Regions from separate parts of the Homo sapiens genome. Here region 2 is linked to region 1. A link is an interaction called in ENCODE POLR2A ChIA-PET data of the cell type or tissue named here. Cell type or tissue: PC-3. All regions are shown on one strand. Links, peaks and the distances in the headings refer to the core of each region. The heading gives the core; the rest is flanking DNA.

The links. ChIA-PET counts read pairs that join two places held together with the same protein. Peaks named below come from ENCODE experiments on the same cell type or tissue, not always from the same donor. Only the 100,000 strongest peaks of a DNase experiment are listed, where the experiment ranks them.
Region 2: POLR2A ChIA-PET joins it to region 1 with 8 read pairs; 1 of 35 experiments calls an interaction of 5 or more read pairs at or near these places.

The regions. Positions count from the first base shown.
Region 1 is chr2:142,424,551-142,429,231 of GRCh38, reverse strand. No RefSeq gene overlaps it. Among named protein-coding and RNA genes, the nearest start is that of LRP1B, 300 kb to the right of the region's middle. In PC-3, for the core only: no CTCF peak of the experiment used is centred there; no DNase peak of the experiment used is centred there; H3K4me3 peaks cover 1,011 bases; H3K27me3 peaks cover 372 bases.
Region 2 is chr2:142,863,201-142,867,881 of GRCh38, reverse strand. It overlaps LOC105373652 (a long non-coding RNA gene), which reads left to right. Exons shown (of 5, transcript XR_923389.3): 4 at 2,323-2,448. Among named protein-coding and RNA genes, the nearest start is that of KYNU, 12 kb to the left of the region's middle. In PC-3, for the core only: no CTCF peak of the experiment used is centred there; a DNase peak (open chromatin) is centred at 521; H3K27ac peaks cover 839 bases.

The sequences.
Region 1 (4,681 bases), core at 477-4,476:
TATGAATGAACTTGCTATGCATATTCATGTACAACTCTCATGTTGAGAAATATATTTCTCTTGAGTATTTACCTAGGAGTAGAATAGCTGGGTCGTATGTTAGGTATAGCTTCAACTTAAAAAAAAATTTATATATATATATATATATATATATATATTTCTCCTGGTTTTTCAAAGTGACTATACCATTTCACTTTCTCATCAAAAAAACATGACAGATTGAGTTCCTCCACATCCTCAACAACACTTGATGTGGCTAGTCTTTTTATTACAGCCATTCTTATTGTTATGTAGTGGTATCTCATTGTGTTTTTAATTTACATATCATTGATGATTAATGGTATTGAAAATCTTATCTCCTTTGTTGAATGTTTCCTAAGTATTTGTCTGCACCTTAATTGTTTGTATTTGTTTGGTTTGTTTTCCTAATTTTTTATGGGATCTAGAAACAAATCACATGTCAGATAATCATATTGAAAATAATTTTGCCCAATCTGAGGCTTATCTTTTTATTTTTGTAATGAAAAGGAGGAGAACTTAGTTTTGATGACATCCATTTTATCAATCTTTTTCTTTTATATTTTGTGCCTTATGTCTGATCTGAGAAAGTTTTGCTTACCATAAGGTCAAAAAAATTTCACCTCTGTTGGATTTTATAGTTTTAGATTTTTACACGGAGATCTGTAATCAATTTTGAGTCACTTTGGCGTACAGTGTTAGATAAAGGTTGGTGCTTATTTGTTTGTTTTTATTTATATATGAAAATAGGATAGAAATAATAATTGAGAATTTAGAAGAGGACAACTTACCTCAGCTAAAAAATAATTTGAACCCCCTGATTTATTAGCTAAAATATGCCAATATCTAAGTAGCCTGGTGAAAGTTTAAAAATGTCTGAGTTAAGAGAATGCCTAAGTACATTTAGGCAAGACAAAATAAAGTTTACATGCACAAGAATAATATCAAGTTGACATAAACTCTTTCTACATCACGCACTCCAGAAGATACTGAAATATCAACAGAGTTTTGAGGGAGAAATATTGCCACCAAGAACTCTATAATGGCTATGTTTAAAGGGAAAAGAAAACAATTCTCAGATACACATGTCTCAACAACGTAGTTTGCATGCTTTTAAAAGGTGGGGAAAAAAAACCCTCAGACATATTCCAGCTATTTGAAGGATGTATCAGAATAAAGAAGTTAAGAATTTGTAAGTCATGGCAAAAATAGCATGAGGGTCAGAATAAAGTCAGTTAAGCAGAATTGAAAAAATTAGGACTTAAACTGAACACAAATGCCACATTAATATTTGGAAAAAGACATGCATAATATAAAAACAAAGTAAATCTGAAGCTAAAAACACAGAAATTATATTAAATAGGAACAAACTTATGAATAGAAATAAATGTGTGCTAAATTTTATACCTTCTTTAGAAAGAATCAGTATAAAGTATATCAATTTAACTGTGATAATAAGAGTAATGCAGGTTTGAGTATGTTATTTAGAAATGTTAATCACTAATATTAATAGAACTATGAAGAGTCATATAGCTATCAAGTAACTAAAGAAAGAGAACAAAAGAAACTATATCCTACATCCTAAAAAGAGAAAATGTAATGGAAACACTTAAAATAATAAAGCATGATTATAAGATTAAATACATAAATTTGATAATTGAAATATGCTAAATTACCTTAACAAATTTTAATAAGATTCAAATGTTTGTCAACAAACAAAATTCAGACACATTCTGATGCAGGTTTCTTGGATTTGGTTTTTTTTTATACTTGACAAACATTTCAGAATTTTTTGCTATAGATAAAAAGTGAAGGATTTAACAAGAGACCTGAGACTTTATTTACTCAAATATCTTTTGTCATCTACTAGCTGTTTACAGCAGACAAGTTAATCTACTTCTCTGTGTTGTGGTTTCCTCAACTGCAAAATGAAAACAATAATAGTACCTAGTGTCTACCTCATAAGATTGTTCTAAGGTTTGCCTGAATTAAAAGATGCAAGGTGGTTGGGTGGGGTGGCTATAATCCCAGCACTTTAGGAGGCTAAGGTGGGCAGATCACTTGAGGTCAGAAGTTTGAGACCAGCGTGGCCAACATGGTGAAACCCCGTATCTACTAAAAAAATACAAAAAAGTAACCAGGCGTGGTAACGCTAGCCTGTAGTCCAAACTACTCGGGAGGCTGAGGTAGAATTGCTTGATCTCAGGAGGCGGAGGTTGCAGTGAGCTGAGATCATGCCACGGCACTCCAGCCTGGGCAACAGAGCGAGACTCCATCTAAAAAAAATAAAAAATAATTTAAAAAGATGCATAGTGCTAAGGACACTGCTTGTTTATAGTAAGTGCTAAATCCATATTGTTATATAAAGAATTTCAGTTAGAAAACATTTGGAAAGTGAGAAGTAGTACCAGGTATAAAGTCATCAAAACTATATGCTTGAACTGGGGCTGGCTGGGTATTCAGTTTTTGATGTCACGTGCAGACATTTGTTCCTGAGAGTAGTAGCTCCAGACACCCAGTAGGGAGGCATTGGAGGCGCTGATAAGATTTTCCGAAGCTTTCTAAACAAGCACCTGAAATAGTACAGAATTTGAGGGGCTGGGAAAGGAAGATTTGGAGTTGGAAGGCTTTAACATCATTATATCCAGTACAGTCTGTTCCACTGAGGGACTTTGAGAATAGAAGATATCAGCTATCAAGGACAAAAATAGCTGTTCAATTGACAGATGAGAAATTTCAAATGTTTTCAAAGGAAAACATAGAATAGTTATTTATGATGTTTGAACAAGCAAATAATTATCTTCTCTTTAAGAAAATACAAAGATGATGAATAATGTCTTGGATGCAAAAATGCTTCATTTGCCAGTGTGACTGGCATCCTCTGAATGAGTGGATGGGAAAAGAAAGATAATGGACCAGGAGTGAGGCCCCAGGGCCCATTTAGCTTCTGCTGTGATTATGGATTGAGTGCTCCCTTTCAGAGAAATGCATTCCACATTTGAAAGCAGACTAGTGTAGAGATGCGAAAAAGAAAGTAATATGCAGATTGCATTTGTAACATACGCCTTTGTGCTGATATTTCTCCGACCGAGAAAAATAAAGGGGGGAATATTTAACGTATATAAAAATCATACCAGATAATTTTGAATGAGTCAACAGAAGAAAATGCAAAGTGAGAAATTTGATACACAAAAGTCATATGATTTATCAAAATGGAAGAGCAGTAAAAATACTTTCCATGCATGTGGATAAGAAAGGGATATTAAATACATTTAGAAAAGAAAAGAAAAGAAAAGGAAAAGAAAAGAAGTGCTGAGCTTTTTGAAGTGGTGTATTACCTGTGGTTCACACCCAGACAAGTATTAATTGTCGTGAACATTAGTTACGGGTGATGAATATCAGCTTCATGCATGTTCTGCAGACTCTCCCTTCTCAAGCAGCAGGGCAAATTCAAGCAAGCTGCAGTTTATATGCCTGCCACTGAAGGTACAAGGTTAAGCAGAATCAATACAAACGTCTGTTGCAGTATAACTTTCATGTTTCAACATTTAAAAGGAAGACACAATGACTAAAGGGAAGTTTCTAATTTTTCCTACTCATGTTGAGCCTTTTGTGAAGGGAGTCTGCTGAAAATATTATTTAGAATGAAAAAAAGTGCAGATTATGAAAATAATATTATGCAAATGAAAAAGTAGAAAATAAAAAGAGAGAAGTAGACACAATTTGTACTTTGGTAGTGATTAGGAAAGAATGATCTGAGGAAGTGGAACTTTTGTCTAAGAGGAAGAAGGAAATCAGAGTAAGGTGAAGAATGATGGTATATGGCTTCTTAAAACCTTCCTATATTTTGTGTTTAAAGAAAATGTAACAGCTTGAATGAAAGATTGCAGGTCATATGTAGGAGAAGGGGATAAAGTAACTCAACCTCTGAAGGTAGTAGAGTATAAGACTTTTAGACCCAGTTACTTCAATAAATAAAAAGAACAAACTACAATTACAAAGAAAAATATGTACAGGGGAACGGAAAGATATGCTAATTATAATTTGAGACTAAATACTCTGTGTAGCATATACAGGCAAAAAATGCCAAGAGATAAATGTTTCCGAAATTAATTAGTCAATTAATTAATAAAACAGAAGAAAGAATAAAAAAGTAAAAGGAAACAAACTTTCAGCACACGGTTATTTAATTTTAAGCAATTGATATTCAATTTCTGTAGAAACTTTGTTGGACTGGCTTATGGGAGTTGGATTGTAAATATGTATAATATGTAAATAACTTTTAATATATTTGAAGGATTTAAAAAGAGGGATAGTAGATATGAAAGTGCTGTACAATGAATATCATTACAGACACTAGGAATGTTGAAAGGAATACCCAAAGAACATTTCCAATTCTTATCTCATATCATCTGCTTATATGTATTTAATTTCCCACAGAGGGTCACTTTTAAAATATAAGCCATTCCTTATTGAATTTACTTTTTCAACTTATCTTTTTTCAAAGCACTACCTCTTAGGATTTTTATATAGTGGGATTCATTTGCCTGCTTTTCTATGTTTATGTTTATTGTTTTTGTCATCCAAAGATTCTAAAAAGCAGGAAGCATAACCATTTACATTGCCAAGTCCGGAAGAAGTAAATATTATCATACAATAATGA
Region 2 (4,681 bases), core at 409-4,408, 440 kb before region 1:
ATTGAACTGCCCCAAACTCTCTCACTTGCCTCTCTGTTTTTCCTTAAGTGCAGTTACTTCTTTTCTTTGCAATATTCTTTTTTGTGTCTCTTTCTTTCTTTCTTTTTTCCCATTCACCACTGATCAGAAGGCAGGAATATTTTCTTTCTTGATTGCCCTTTTTAGGAAATCAACTTGAGTTTCAATCCTAACTTTGAGATATTACTTTGTACTCCAGTCAGTTTGTTGTCTCTTTTTAAAATGTTTCCGGCTGGGTGTGGTGGCTCATGCCTGTAATCTCAATGCTTTGGGATGCTGAGGCAGGAACACTGCTTGAGGCCAGGAGCTCAAGATGAGCCTGGGCAACAAAGTGAGGCCCCATCTCTGCAAGAAATTTTTAAAAATACAATAAGATAGAGAGGAAATAAGATAATTACTTCTGAAGGAGGTAACATGTTCTATAAATCAGAAGTATGACTGGAGGTATGAGGTATCCTGGAGGTATGTGTGGATTTATCTGCCTGGTATGGCCCAATTCTCTTTGTTATTAAAGCAGGAAATCAACACGACTCAAGTTTAGCACCAGGTAACGTAGGTTTCATGTGGCAAGATGACTTAGCTAAACTTGATCATCATGTTTGAAGCCAATGGCTGCTGATCTTTACTTCCCTATCAAACCTGCTGCAATGCTTTATAGTAATGGCTATGTACTTTCTATACACTGTCTCCTTCAGTCTTATGTCTCTTTCCAATACTCAGAGTGGAATGGAGTTTAGGGATTGCTCCCTGGTCTATCCAATTTTCCAAAATTACTACTCTGGGTAAGATTTTTTTTTTTTTTTTAATTTTTTGAGACAGGGTCTCACTCTGGCTGCTCAGGCTGGAAGGCAGTAGCACCATCACAGTGCACCGTAGCCTCGACCTCCAAGTTCCAGGCTCAAGTGATCCTCCCTCCTCAGCCCTACAGGCATGTGCCACTGCACCTAGCTAATTTAAAATTTTTTTTGGTAGACTCCCTAATTTGCCCAGGCTGGTCTCAAACTCCTGAGATCAAGCAATTCTCCCACCTCAGCCTCCCAAAATGTTGGGATTACAGGCATGAGCCACCACACCTAGCCAAGATATTCTTCACTGTATTCCACGGGACCATACCTCCTGTCCAGGGAGAACTCCCTGGCTCACAAAAGATAAGAGTGCACTCTCTATGCCTAGCTTCTTTTTTTATATTTATTTATTTGTGACAGGGTCAGGTTTTGCTGCCCAGGCTAGAGTGCAGTGGTGCAATCATGGCTCAGTGGCTCACTGCAGCCTGGACCTCCCAGGCTCAAGCAATCTCCCACCTCAGCCTCCTGAGAAGCTGAGACTACAGGCGCATGCCACTACATCTGTCTGATTTTTGTATTTTTATTTTATAGAGATGGGAGTCTCCCTATGTTGCCCAGGCTAGTCTCAAACTCCTAGGCTCAAACATTCCACCTGCCTTGGCCTCCCGAAGTGCTGGGATTACAGGCATAAGCCACTGTGTCTGGCCCCACACTTGGACTTCGTAGGTCTGAAACTTCATTTTATTCAAGAGCTATTCTTAATATAATAGTTTGTGGTTTAAGATTATAGCTATTAACTTTTATTAAAGACAGAATTTTCTTCTCAGTTTTCTAAAAAGCTTTTTTTTTTTTCATATTCTCTTGGCTTTAAAGAGAAGAGCAGTGTAAAAGTGGCTAGTCTGCCCCTTTAACTGCAAGTTCCCCTTAAATCTTACTTTCACTTCCACAGTGTTACTGAACCTCCTCTCTGACAAAGGTCTAATGACTTCCTAATTGACAAATCAAAAACTGCCTTCTCTGCTGACAGCCTCTACATTGAAAGCTTTCGTTCCTATCACTTCTTTTACAGTGCAAATCTCAGTTAATTTCTATTCTCATTCTCCTTTGTCTTCTCTTTCAATCTCACTCCACTCTTTTCCTTGGGTTACTAAGGACAAACATATCCCTTTATTTTTGTACTTGTAGCAGTTTTTGTACTGCTCTTAATAACCCTTAGTATAGGCTAAGTTCTCACTTTACCTGTACACATGATTGCTGCTGTGATTTGTTTGTATGTATTGCTCCAAAATTCATATGATGGAACCTAACCCCCTAGGAGGTGGTATTAGGAGGTGGGGTGCTTCGCAGGTCATTAGGCTATGAGAATTCTGCCTTCATGGATAAGATAAATGCCCTTTTAAAAAATGCATCATAGAGCTGCCTCCCTGCTCCCATGCCTTTTGCCATATGAGGACACCTAGACTGCATTATCTCTGAAAAATGAGCCTTTTTCTTTTCTATTCTCCTTCTACCATGTGAGGACACGGCTTTACCTCCTTCTCCAGAGGATGCAACAATAAGGCACCATCTTGGAAGCAGAAAGCAGCCCTCACCAGACACCAAATCTGCCAGCACCTTGATCTTGGATTTCCCAGACTCCAGAACTGTGAGAAATAAATTTTTATTTTTTATCAATGAGCCAGTCTAAGGTATTTTGTTATAGCAACGCAAACGGACCAAGATAATTACCTTTTTTTACTAGAATATTTGTTACCTGAGCATGAAGTTTTATCTTTCTTTACTGCCTTTTACATAGGAGGTAATCAAATGTGTCCTGAATTCAGGTTATTAAATTATATAATGAATTAGATTATATTGCCACTGTGTTGTCTCTTTTCACCAAAATCTACTAATAAATAGTTATGTTAAGAAATTAAATATATTGCCAGGTGCGGTGGCTCACGCTGTAATCCCAGCACTTTGGGAAGCTGAGGCGGGCGGATCACAAGGTCAGAAGTTCAAGACCAGCCTGGCCAAGAGACCAGCCTGGTCAATATGGTGAAACCCTATCTCTACTAAAAATACAAAAATTAGCCAGGCGTGGTGGCAGGTGCCTGTAATCCCAACTACTCAGGAGGCTGAGGCAGGAGAATTGCTTGAACCCTGGAGGTGGAGGTGGCAGTGAGCTGAGATTGAGCCATTGCACTCCAGCCTGGGTGATGGAGCAAGATTCCGACTCAAAAAATAAAAAAATAAAAATAAATAAATAAATAAATAAATAAATAAATAAATAAATAAATAAAATAAATTATATTAAAATATCACAAATTAAAATCAACACCAAAAATAAAAGCATTATGACAATGGACTAGAAAATTTAAAAACAATAAAAACAAAAAAAATCAATGTTGAGCCATATGCCTGAGCATCAGTTTACTGTCTAGATCTAGCATGAGTATAACTTGGGCTGTTAGCTTGAGTAGGCATACATTAAGTAGACAAAAGAGAAAGTTATTCCACACAAACAATATTTTTAACAGGTTAAGCTTAAAATCCTTTAATATGCAAGGACTTACTTCTGGTTTCAAATAGAAAAGCATGTTGAAATATGATGATTTTTAGTCATTGGTCAGAAAATTTATTTTAGTCTAATTTTCACTAACAAAATTTTACAAGTAAAACATGGCAGAGGTAAACAATTTTAATTAAAATTTTAAAAAATCCACCAGAATAAAACAAACCCTTTTTTTTTTAAAGAAGCCATCACATTAAAAAAACCATCACATTAGGCCGGGTGCAGTGGCTCATGCCAGTAATCCCAGCACTTTGGGAGGCCAAGGTGGGCAGATCACTTGAGGCCAGGAGTTCGAGACCAGCCTGGCCAACATGGTGAAACCTTGTCTCTACTAAAAATACAAAAATTAGCCGAGTGTGGTAGTGTGTGCCTGTAATCCTAGCTACTCAGGAGGCTGAGGCACAAGAATCACTTGAACCTGGGCAGCGGGGTTGCAGTGAGCAAAGATTGTACCACTGCACTCCAGGCTGGGTGACAGAGTGATTATTCTGTCTCAAAAAAAATAAAAAGCCATCACATTAATAAGAATGCCCCCTGGTATTATTAAACTCTAGCTGTAGAAGCATTACAAAGAGGAAATTCTTTACCAGTACTTCTTTCCTCATTGTCACACCCCACAGCCTACTCTCTCAAAAATGAAGTTGCTTCTATCATGAGCAATCCCAGGGACGGCAGGAGAAACATATACACACACATACCGGCAGAGAGTTAGAACTAATCCTTTCCACTGCATGTCCACAAAAAAGACTGTGTTTACATTTTCAGCTAGAGATCATAGGAAAAGCTTATTCTTTGCAACTCTGTCTCTTAGCTTAACTGTTGACCCAAAGTCTTTGTTTATTTAATGAGTCCAACTCATGTTGTATGAGATATCCCTATTGTGTCTATTACTCTTTCTTCTTGTGCTCTCTGTCTTGACTACAGTACAATTACAGTACAAAGCAATAAAAGAGACACTTTCCTTTATGTTTGTGAGAATAGAGTCTATTGACATATGGTTTACAAAACAATTATGAGTACACTTACAGTGCCCATTGAATTAAGAGGGTTAGCTCAGTTTGGAAAACCCTAGCATATGTATAATTTCTAAATCTGTAATATCTAGTAATCTACTTGATAAATTAATTGAATTTATTGATTAATGCAATAAAAGTCCATAGCTGATCTGAAATCTTTCAAGAAAAGTAATTATTTTATATTTATATTTACTCTATTAGATCTCCAGAGAACATGATTAGAATTGAGCCCTTCAAAATATTCTGAAATTACATCCTCATGGAATGGCAAGATGTAATAATTGTTCTGCCTGGGGAAGTCAGAGAGG